2 separate regions of the Homo sapiens genome follow, and region 1 is linked to region 2. The links are chromatin contacts, found by Hi-C or POLR2A ChIA-PET in ENCODE. All regions are on one chromosome and are shown on one strand. Each heading gives the region's core, a stretch centred on a gene start or an enhancer-like site at or near the end of the contact. The rest is flanking DNA. Distances are from core to core; before and after follow the strand shown. Region 1 overlaps ATG7 (autophagy related 7). Region 2 overlaps ATG7 (autophagy related 7).

Evidence for each region. Hi-C counts contacts between places; a loop is a spot of excess contacts on that map. ChIA-PET counts read pairs that join two places held with the same protein, here RNA polymerase II (POLR2A). Pooled maps may share reads with other maps.
Region 1: a loop to region 2 is called in a pooled map, with 2.0 times the contacts of the local background. The contact joins two enhancer-like sites. A Hi-C loop is called at or near these places in 8 of 168 maps with a recorded cell type or tissue (aorta, ascending aorta, chondrocyte and 5 more) and 8 of 50 pooled maps. POLR2A ChIA-PET finds 5 or more read pairs at or near these places in 4 of 52 experiments (BJ, HEK293, MCF 10A and 1 more).

What each region holds. Positions count from the first base shown.
Region 1 is chr3:11,476,150-11,480,841 of GRCh38, forward strand. All of the region lies in intron 20 of ATG7 (autophagy related 7), which reads left to right. Among named protein-coding and RNA genes, the nearest start is that of VGLL4, 170 kb to the right of the region's middle. RefSeq lists an enhancer at 4,275-4,692. Within about 2 kb of position 1,567, at least 7 of the 41 ENCODE cell types and tissues checked have a DNase peak (open chromatin) inside an H3K27ac peak, as active enhancers do.
Region 2 is chr3:11,390,044-11,395,408 of GRCh38, forward strand. All of the region lies in intron 19 of ATG7 (autophagy related 7), which reads left to right. Among named protein-coding and RNA genes, the nearest start is that of ATG7, 120 kb to the left of the region's middle. Within about 2 kb of position 2,573, at least 5 of the 41 ENCODE cell types and tissues checked have a DNase peak (open chromatin) inside an H3K27ac peak, as active enhancers do.

The sequences.
Region 1 (4,692 bases), core at 317-2,816, 85 kb after region 2:
CTGGACCTCAAAACTGATGTCACCTGTAAGAACAGTTTTTGCTTTGGTTCTGGCTTTTTCTTTTCCTTCTTCCTTGAGAGGGCTTACTATGTTGCTGTTAGTTTTCTCCCAGCATTCATTCACTCTAGCAAAATCTGGCTACATATCAGTTTGTAGAAAATGGGCACAATTCTAGGAATAGCTGTCCTAATGTGTTAGCTCAATGCCGTGGATGCGTCAACAATGGCTGGTAGCTGCCACCAGTTGACCTGAACTTTATGTGGTTTTTCTTTTTTTTTTTTTTTGGTTTTTCCTTAGATGAGAACTACTGTTTGCTAGAGCTGAGATAAAACCATTTCAATTAGAACCTTGTATCAGAATATAATTACTCCTCCCAGAGATAGAGTCCTGGCCTGAAAAGTGAGTACAAAAAATAAATAGGGACAAATAGAAGGAGAATGATTACTGGTACAAGGTAGATGGAATGGTAACTCACTTTATTCTCAATGATGTTATACAAATCAAATAAAACTCTATTCCCATTTATTTTATTTTAGCCGAGTATTCTTGTCCAAAATGAAAATCAGATGTTTTTCTTCTTTTTCATTTTTTTCCAAAGCAAATGGTTACAAACACTTACTTAATATAATTTACTGGAGCTTTTTTCTGAAAGAACATTTATGTTAACTTTCTTTTATGCATGTAGTAACTTTTGATCAAAACATGACTCCACTCCCTTGTTTAATGTTGAGCATCTGGATTAAAGGCTTCTTTTAATCTTAAATACAGATTATGGCCCTCTTTCCCTTTAAGCAAACTGCCATAAAACCCTGGCACCTTTCCAGTTTTCCTTATTAAAGCCCTCTTTATTACAGTGTTTTCCGATGGCAGTCATTAAATGATTGTTATGCACAATGGGCACTTGATTATAATTATTTAACTGGCAATCAGTTATTGCAGCAATTTGGTGGTGTAATTAAAAGGGAGCATGTTTGTACCTGCCAGCATCTTTGAGATCTTCGGCTCTGGATGAAGCAGGAGAGGCAGAACATAAACAAATGGACGGAAGAATCAAGCACTTCTGTGAATGGAATCTTTTATTCCTCGCCCATCTGATTCTTGGCTGCTTTGTTCCATAAGGTAGATGAACAATGATGATAAAATAAAATGTAAATAAGAATTTTTGTGCTACAAACTCCTGAATCGATAAATACGTTCAGTAATGAATGTAAGTTTCTCCATGTGCTGTGAAATGCTAAATGGATAGAAGTGTATTTATATAATTCTATTTCTTTTAAACACAAGCATCAGCATGTTTTCTCCCTCTAATTTATAAATGTCAGCACTTATTTCTTGATATATAAATTGATACAGGATGCCACAAACAAAAAGTTGCCGCAAAAGATAAGGGCGTTTGTTAGACACAGCTGGAAAGCTTTTTAGTCACTATAGAAGTTAGCAGGAATGTGATTCCAAAGTTAAGATGGCCCTCCTGAGTTATTCAGAACTCTTTCAGTTGTAAGTTGCAAATTTTAACCAACCTGAACAAGGGGGAATTTTTTTGCTTATGTAGTTGGAATGTTACTGGAACTACTCATAGGATTACAGGAAGAACTGCAGGAACCAGGACTCAGGGCTAGGAACTGGGAATCAGTACAGCCTAGACGCATTCTCTGTCCATGTCTCAGCTGAGCTTGCCTGTGTTTGGCTTCATTCTGAGAATAGTCTTACAGCTTATTTCTCCCTGTGGCAGGAAACAGGCCTGATATCAGTAGCCCCAGACTCCCATCTTCTTAGCTTAACTCCAGTGGAAAGCAGTCTCTATCTTCTACCTTTCATAAGTCAGTCTCGGGAAAGGATTCTGATTGCCCCTACTTGGCTCATATACCCATCCCTGGACTAATTCCTGTTGCCGAGTAAATAGCACAGTATGATTATCCTGCCTGGATCCCATGTAATACCTGTGGGTAGGGCAAGGAAGTTGGAGTCCTGTGACCGACAGTCTTGTTAGAGACATTATTAGTATGACCCCATCGGTGGTAGCTAATGACTGAGAAAAACATGGTGATTATTTTCAAAAATGAGTATGAAAATCTAAAGTATCCAAACTTAAAAAAAATTATTTAAATGTTTTCCCAGAATGAATCTCTATCTCTCTTTTAGAAACATCCCATTTTGTAAGACCAAGGTATGAAAGTATTCATCTGAGTTTCAAATGATTGCCTAATCTTACCTGTAATCATTATTGAGAACCAAACACCCATTAATGGTGTGGTCTAAGGACAAGGTCCTGAAGAGATGAGACTGGCGCATATTAAAGATGCCTGCTATGATGATGTGGCTGTCATGGCTACATTATCATGAGGGATTTGGAATCTGGGGTTCCAGAGAGCACGTTTTTAGCCACTATCTCTGACTATTAAATCACTTACAACAGCTTTGGATAATAAAATTCTCTGTTTCTCTCTTGGTTTGGTTCCATATTAGAATCTGCAAGTGCAAAGGCAAAACAGTCAGCAAAACAGCAGACTTAAATAGAAAAAAGCCCCAAAAGGAAAGGAAAACAATTGAAAATTTAAAAGAAAAACACCCCCACCCCCAAACATGATCTAATCAGTCTTCCTTATGGAGAAGTTATGAATCATCCTACTTAGCAAATAAGACAATTGAATGTGCAAGCCCAAACTTGAATTAAAGTTATTCTCAACTTCCTGTTTCTCTTATTAACATGCATTTATTATTTAATAAGTATTTATGTATATAATTGAGATATTTAAGCTCTGGGTAACTTAAGTGGCTGTAGAGTACTACCTGAACACACAAGGAGAAATAAACTTTGAATATGTGCCTGTATATTTACAACACACACACACACACACACACACACACACACACACACACACACACACACAATTTTTTACTTTGTGGATACTGGCCACCACTTGAAGAGTTTCTTGGGAATCTAATCTTCTCAATGGCAGGCTCCAGCATTGCCTTTGCCAGTAGTTTAGTTCATATGGACTTGATGCCAATTTTCTTTTCACATATATGAAATAACAGTTTGGCACATAGTAAATAAAACAGTGATTCCACAGAGAAGACTGGCACCTTTCAAAAAGTGAATTGGGCAGGTTCAGAGCTAATTTTTTCTTTAGGTGAACTGAGTTTAAATTAAATGTTGCAAGAGATTACCATATTTGTGTGAATTTCAAGAAGTCAAAGGCCGTGGCAATAAAGTATTTTCATTTTATAGAGTTTTTCTTGGAAAGGCCACACACCATATGACAGCAGAGTGCTTAAAACCCAGAGCCTGGTGCCAGCACAAAATCCAAACATCGTAAAGTTACTTCCAAAGCCCAGATATTGACCGATCCCCTCTCTTGGAGCAGTGCATCTTTCAACTAGTCCAAGTCCACCAGCCCAGAATCACCCTCCCAGCCTCAGATTTCAAGTTGGAAGCCCAAAGTAAGGCATGTTTTCTAAAAAGGAAAGGAAAAGCTATTGGATAGCAATTGTCAAGAGTCAAAAAATAAATAAATAAAAATAAGAATAAAATAAAATCATCCCCAATGGAGGAGCTTTAGCAAAAGAAAAGGGAGACATGCCATTGGTCACTGCTGCATGTATGCATTGTCCCTCGGTTGGTTTTTAATAAACCCAGCTAACCTCCCTCCACCAAATTGCCTGTATCTCTCCTTCTCCACTTAGGGCTGTGTACCATTACTAGAATATGAAATAGTGATTTGAAGGGGTCATTTGTTCAGGTTTTCCAGGCTTCTGCACTGCCTGCCCTGGAATCAATTTTTTTTTTTTTTTTGAGATGGAGTCTCCCTCTGTCGCCCAGGCTGGAGTGCAGTGGCACAATCTCGGCTTACTGCAAGTCCCGTCTCTGGGGTTCACGACATTCTCCTGCCTCAGCCTCCCAAGTAGCTGGGACTACAGGTGCCCGCCACCATGCTCAGCTAATTTTTTTTTTGTATTTTTAGTAGAGACGGGGTTTCACTGTGTTAGCCAGCATGGTCTCGATCTCCTGACCTCGAGATCCACCTGCCTTGGCCTCCCAAAGTGCTGGGATTACAGGCATGAGCCACCGCACCCGGCCTGGAATCAATTTTTAAAACCTGTCTGGGTGTGGGTGGCTTATGCCTGTAATGCCAGCACTTTGGGAGGCTGAGGTGGGAAGATCGCTTGAGGCCAGAAGGAGTTCAAGACCAGCTGGGCAACACAGCAAGACCCTGTCTCTACAAAAACATTTAAGATTGGCTGGGCGTGGTTGTGCATGCCTATAGTCCCAGGTATTTGGGAGGCTGAGGTGGGAGGATTGCTTGAGAGCATTATTGGGAGGGGGTGCGATGGTTTGCGGCAGGGGGCCGAGGCTGTAGTGAGCCATGATCACATGACTGCCCTCCAGCCTGGGCAACAAAGTATGAGACCCTGTTTCAAGAAACAGACAAAAAAACCTTACAATCTGTGCTCACTGGTTTCCTCGACTTCACCTAAAGGGTATCTGGGAAGGTTCTGCCTCCCCTCTGGGCTGGGAATGTATGCAGAAGACTTCTTTGAAAGCTTTGCTCACAAGGACTTGAAACCCAGGCTTCTCAGTGAATTTCCATAACAATTCACTGCCAAGTCACACAAATCTGTCAAGGAAGGCTTTCCTGGGAGAGCGAGGAGGGCCTATCCACTGGGTGACAGCTCGGCAAGTAGCCTCCA
Region 2 (5,365 bases), core at 1,323-3,822:
GGGGATTGAGGCAAGTGGTAATTACTCATTGTTGTGTTGAAACCTCCTACGTATCCCAAATGTGGAATGTGAGCTCAACATCGCTCTTTCTTAAAGAAGACTATTTATTTTGTTGCCTGAGTAAAACCTTCCATAAAATTGCTAATAGGCCTATGTACAATATTTTCGTTATTTCAGTTTGACTTGACTGATAAGGAAGATTGATTTTAATCATAAGGCACACAGATTTTTTAAAAAGTGAGTGCAAAATGACTTGCTAATAGACTAATGTCTGAGTAAGAAAACAAAAACATGTGTCTCCCAGCTCTATTGGAGGAGCAAGAGTTTCATTTAACAATATCTGCTGTCTTTGCCTAATCACTCACTAGTTGCTATTTTTGATAATATTCCAATAGGCGCTGAAAGTATACCTGGAAAATGAGACCTATGTCATCCTATCCCACTCAGCAGAAGGACTGCAGTCCCAACAAATGGACCCTTTCACAGTGCTCCCTGGAGGAGACTGTATGTTTCTGTTGGGCTGTGCTAGTTTGATCTGTTCTTCTTGGGAAATTGCTTTTACTCTCACAGTATTTTCCTCATAATAGCCTCAGCAGTGGTAACTTTTTGACCTTTGTGGGTGGGTTTGATTTTTTTTTTTTTCCAGAAAGTAATTTGAAGCTGTGTGTTGTGAATAAAGAGAATGAGCAATTTGCAGGAAATTTTTAAAAAACTGCAAGTTAAAGTACTGCAAGGCTTAAAATGGCACATGGGTGTGAACAAATGAGAACGTTAGAAGGGAATTCAAAAGTATCCTATCTTTTGAGCTAAGAGCTGGCAGGACATTTTGATATGACTAGTGCAGCAGCAGTGAGCACTGGCTTTATCTGCTACCCACTAACCATGTGACCTTGAGCAAGTATCTCAAACTTTGAGCTTCAGTTTCCTCAGGTATGATGTAGTTGCAGTACCATAGCCATGAAGTTGGAATAAGAGCTCGTGTGATGGGTGTCATGTAGTTGGCACTGTCAGTGTTTTCCGTTGATCTTTTGTCTGAACAGAGATCAGGTGCCGTTCCCATTTCCTTTCCTGAATATACTCATTTTTGTCATTTACAGCCATAAAAAACTTTCCATCTTTAGAAGTTGACAAAAAAGGAGGGGAACAAAAAAGGGCCTGGCCTCAAGATGTGAGCAAATACTAATGTGCAAGTTTTTAGATTCTTTTTCTTTTTCTTTCCTTTTCCCTTTTCTTTTCATGACAGCTGTAAATCTAGGAGCTTAATTATTAACCTAAATGAAGCTGAGGTTTAATGTTCCCCGGAGCATGCACTGATGGGGAAGGATGAATTCTCATTTCCTGGAGGCTGAAGATCTGTGCAGGTGTCTGTGGCCAATGTTAAGCCTACGACTTTAGATGAGCTGGCATAAATCTTGGGAGAGTTTTCTTGTCTGTGTTCCCTCTGAATTTCTCTGTGCTGTTAGAGGCAGGGACAGAAGAGAACCAGCATGGCAGTGCTGGGCTCAGGGTGATGCCTGCCTGCCAGCACAGCGGTTCTTGTCCCTGTCCCACATTGCTTCTTGGAAGCCTTTTTACAGCCTCAATCATCTTGCTTTTTCTACCGCAGCTATAAATGGGTTGGAAGCCAGTGCAACATGGGCAGGGAGGACTTGGTTTAATCTTTTCAAGTGCTACAGCATTTCTCTGTTCCTTTGGCATCGTTTTATGGATGTTTTCCCAGTATCCCTTTCCAGTGTCTTATGAATTGGCTAGCAAGAGCGCTTCCCAGTCTATCAGATGGAGAGAGCATTAGGCTCAGAGAAATTACATGAAAGTCCAGGATTTCCAACTTCTTGTTCACTTTTCTACCATATTAATCATCTCTCAGACAGTGATGTGGTAGGATTCATATGCATAGAATTCCATTGTACTTATTGGGGGGGGGGTAATTTCACTTTAAATTTTTAGCAGCTTCGAGGACTTAATTGGTTAGGCTCCTTCAGGCTGTCTTTGGAAATCTTGTCCTTTGAAAAGGGAATGCTGATACCCAGAGGAATGTATTTCTTATGGTCATGTTTCAGACTGTAGCATCTTGAAAGTCATGTGGGCTAGAGCAACTTCTAGGTGTCCTTTAGCACAGATGCAGGCTGGGGGTTGAGAGTTTAAAAGCTTTTTCTCAAACTGTTTATGACAAACATAGTTCATCTCCCATTTTGGTTAATTCTCAGCTTAAGTATTTTAAGAAACATTTGGAGGGCAGGGACATGCAGCTGCTAAGAATCCAAGACAGTGCTGTTTTGAAAATGCAAATATTTCTGGTTTGCATTTACTTGAAGTAGGGTAGCTTTCTCCCATATATTCCCTTGAATACAGATATTCTTTAAATGACATCATTTTGAGTAGAATACAGAGTCCAGGTGGTTTTGGGGAAATCATTAAAAAAACAAACAAAAAAAACAAAACAAAACAAAAAAACAAAAGCTTAGGTATCATTGCATTCTAGGGGCCAAGAAACAGAACGATGGTATTTTTGGCAGGCACCCAGGCCCAGCAAAACCCACACCCCAAGGCTGTCTCTGTAGCTTCCTGTGGTTTTCCCACTGAAGAGAAACAGCCTTTCTCTTGGAGGGCCTGGGATGGCAAATATGTATATCAGCTTGATCAGAATCATAATATTCCGGCTTTGAGGTTATGTCCCAACAGGCTTCATTTAGGAAATTTGATGCACCACAATTGTTGCAAACTGAGCTGAACTGATTTTGTGGCTCCTAATGGTGCAAGTTTTTTGTTTGTTTGGTAGAAACTGGTAACGTCCTATATTAGAAGTTATGCTACCAGGTGATCTGTAACAATAAAGTCAAGTCTCAGACTAAATTTTGCCACAGATAAGAACATTAGCAAGCAGGCACAAAAGTTAGTCATTCAGCATGTTCCTGTGGACTGGGAAAAGCCCCAACCTGTCCTTTGGGTATGTATCTCACGTCAAAGTTTAGGTAGAAACAGATGCAGAAAAATTCTCAATACAGGACACATCTAAACTTTTCATTGGCGCAGGTGATGGAATCCTCTGTTAAGTGTCCAGACCCAGGACCAGAGTGCCACTGCAGAAAGTGTTAGGCTGCCTGGTTTGCCAGATTCTTATAACCCACGTATATATGCAAGGTTAGAGATCCCTGTACAGTATTTCCAGCCAACACATATATATATTGAATTCTATTGTTTTCATCGGAAAAATTATTTCTACCATCCTTTATACTTGTGAGGAAATCCTCTAGTATAGATTTCAAAGCTGTAGCTGATGCTTTTGTAATAGCCACACCTGGGGTATGCACTCCTGATTAGGGTACCTCAGATACTAACTAGCTACCCATAAGAGGAAGGGAGGGAGGGAGGGAGAAAGGGTTTGTGTGTCTTCCCACATACTTGCATGCATTCATACTGTGTATTCAGAAATATTTAAAAATAAATTACAGATAATAGGTATCTCTTTATTTGACCCTGGAAATATTATGTCTTGTATAATGTTGCCAGCCATTCATGAGTGACTTGAAATGTCAACTGACCTTTGGCCTGCCATGGTGTTTTAGTCAGAGCCATTGATGAATGGCTCACCATGGGGCAGAGAAGAGAGAAGAGAATGATAATTTTTGATAGTTTTGTAGGTTTTTTTTTTCTTTTATCTCAGTCTCATTCGGTTGCCCAGGCTGGAGTGCAGAGGTGCGATCTTGGCTCACTGCAACCTCCACCTCCAAGGTTCAAGGGATTCTCGTGCCTCACCCTCGCAAGTAGCTGGGAATACTGGTGCATGCCACCACACCAGGCTAATTGTTGTATATTTTGTAGAGATAGGGATTCGCCATGTTGCCTAGGCTGGTCTCAGACTCCTGAGCTCAAGCAGTCCTCCTCCCTTGGCCTCCCAAAGTGCTGGGATTACAGGCATAAGCCACCATGCCCGGCCAGCTTTGTAGGCTTTTTCAAGCTTTTTTGCATTCTTTCATTTGATATTCTGGTATTGTGGAGATGTTGTATCCCCCACTCAATTTTATACACAAATCGTTGTCCAGGGTCATAGAATGAGTAAATTACAGGAACTATAACTTGAACGAACTCTCATCCTTTATAGTTCCTCTGTACTATAAGGGCAAGTTACTACCAAGAAGAGCTATTACTATTCTTCAAAGAATACCATAGAACTTTTTCACCTTGGGGCAGTTATTGCCAAGGTAAGACCATGTACTAAGGATATATTATATAACAGAATGCTGGGAGATTTCTGTCTTAACTAGTGATAGGACAGGTGATTTAAACCAGCTCTCTTACTGAAGTCACCTTAAGAAACTGGATCAGTTGCTTCTAAAAATCTTCTTAAACATCAAATCACTATTATAAGGAGATTCTGAGTTGAGCTTTGAGAGAGAATGTAAGCACAGAGGAGCAAAGCCGTAGTATTAGGGCAATTTTTTGTTTTATGGCCATTTGCTGATCAGGAAAAGGAAGTTGAGAGCGTGAGCCACACCTTTAGTGTCCTTTCAAGGTGAAGGAGATAAAACTTGTAGTCTGGGTGCTTTCAAGCCTGAGAACCCTTATAAATCATTCTTGACTTTGGGTTGGAACTCTATCAAGAGATACACCTAGGAGTAAGGGTGAAGTGGGTGTAAACCATCCCTCACATTGGCTGTAACAATTTCACATTATTTAAGTGGCCCGGAAACCGTAAGGCTTCCTTGCATTAAGATAATTCTATTTAGCTAATGCCCATAGTTGCCAGGTAAAAGCAATGAAATCTTAGAGGGAAATATGATCCTAGTCCTAAAATTATTTATATAGATAATTTTGCTGTTACAATATCCAGCCACAGAGGTAACCAGGCACACAAGAAGAGAAGGTACCATAAGTGAGAGTTGGCAGAAGCAAAGACAAAAGAAATACAGACATACAGAGATTCTAGATATTGTACTTATTAGACATACACTATGAAATACTATTCTTACAGCATTAAAGGAAGTAAAAGCCCAAATTTTAGTTGTATTGGGGACTGGAAACTCTAAAATACGGCTTTCCAGATTTAAAAAACTGAAATCTAGAACTGAAAATTCAAAAACAAAATGAATAGGTGTATAGGCAATTATATACATCTAAAGAGCAAATTAGTGAAATGGAAAATAGGTTAGAAGAAACTTCAGAGTGAAGCACTGTATACACAAAGATGGAAAATATAAAAAAGGTAGAAGATAGAGTGAGAAAGTCTAACAGTCATAATTGGAAATCTAGAAAAAAAGAAATAATGGTTCTATAGCAACATTGAATGGGATTATAGATAAACTTTTTTTGAAACAAATGAAAAACCTGAAGCCTCAAATCCAAGAAGCCCAACAAATTTATAACA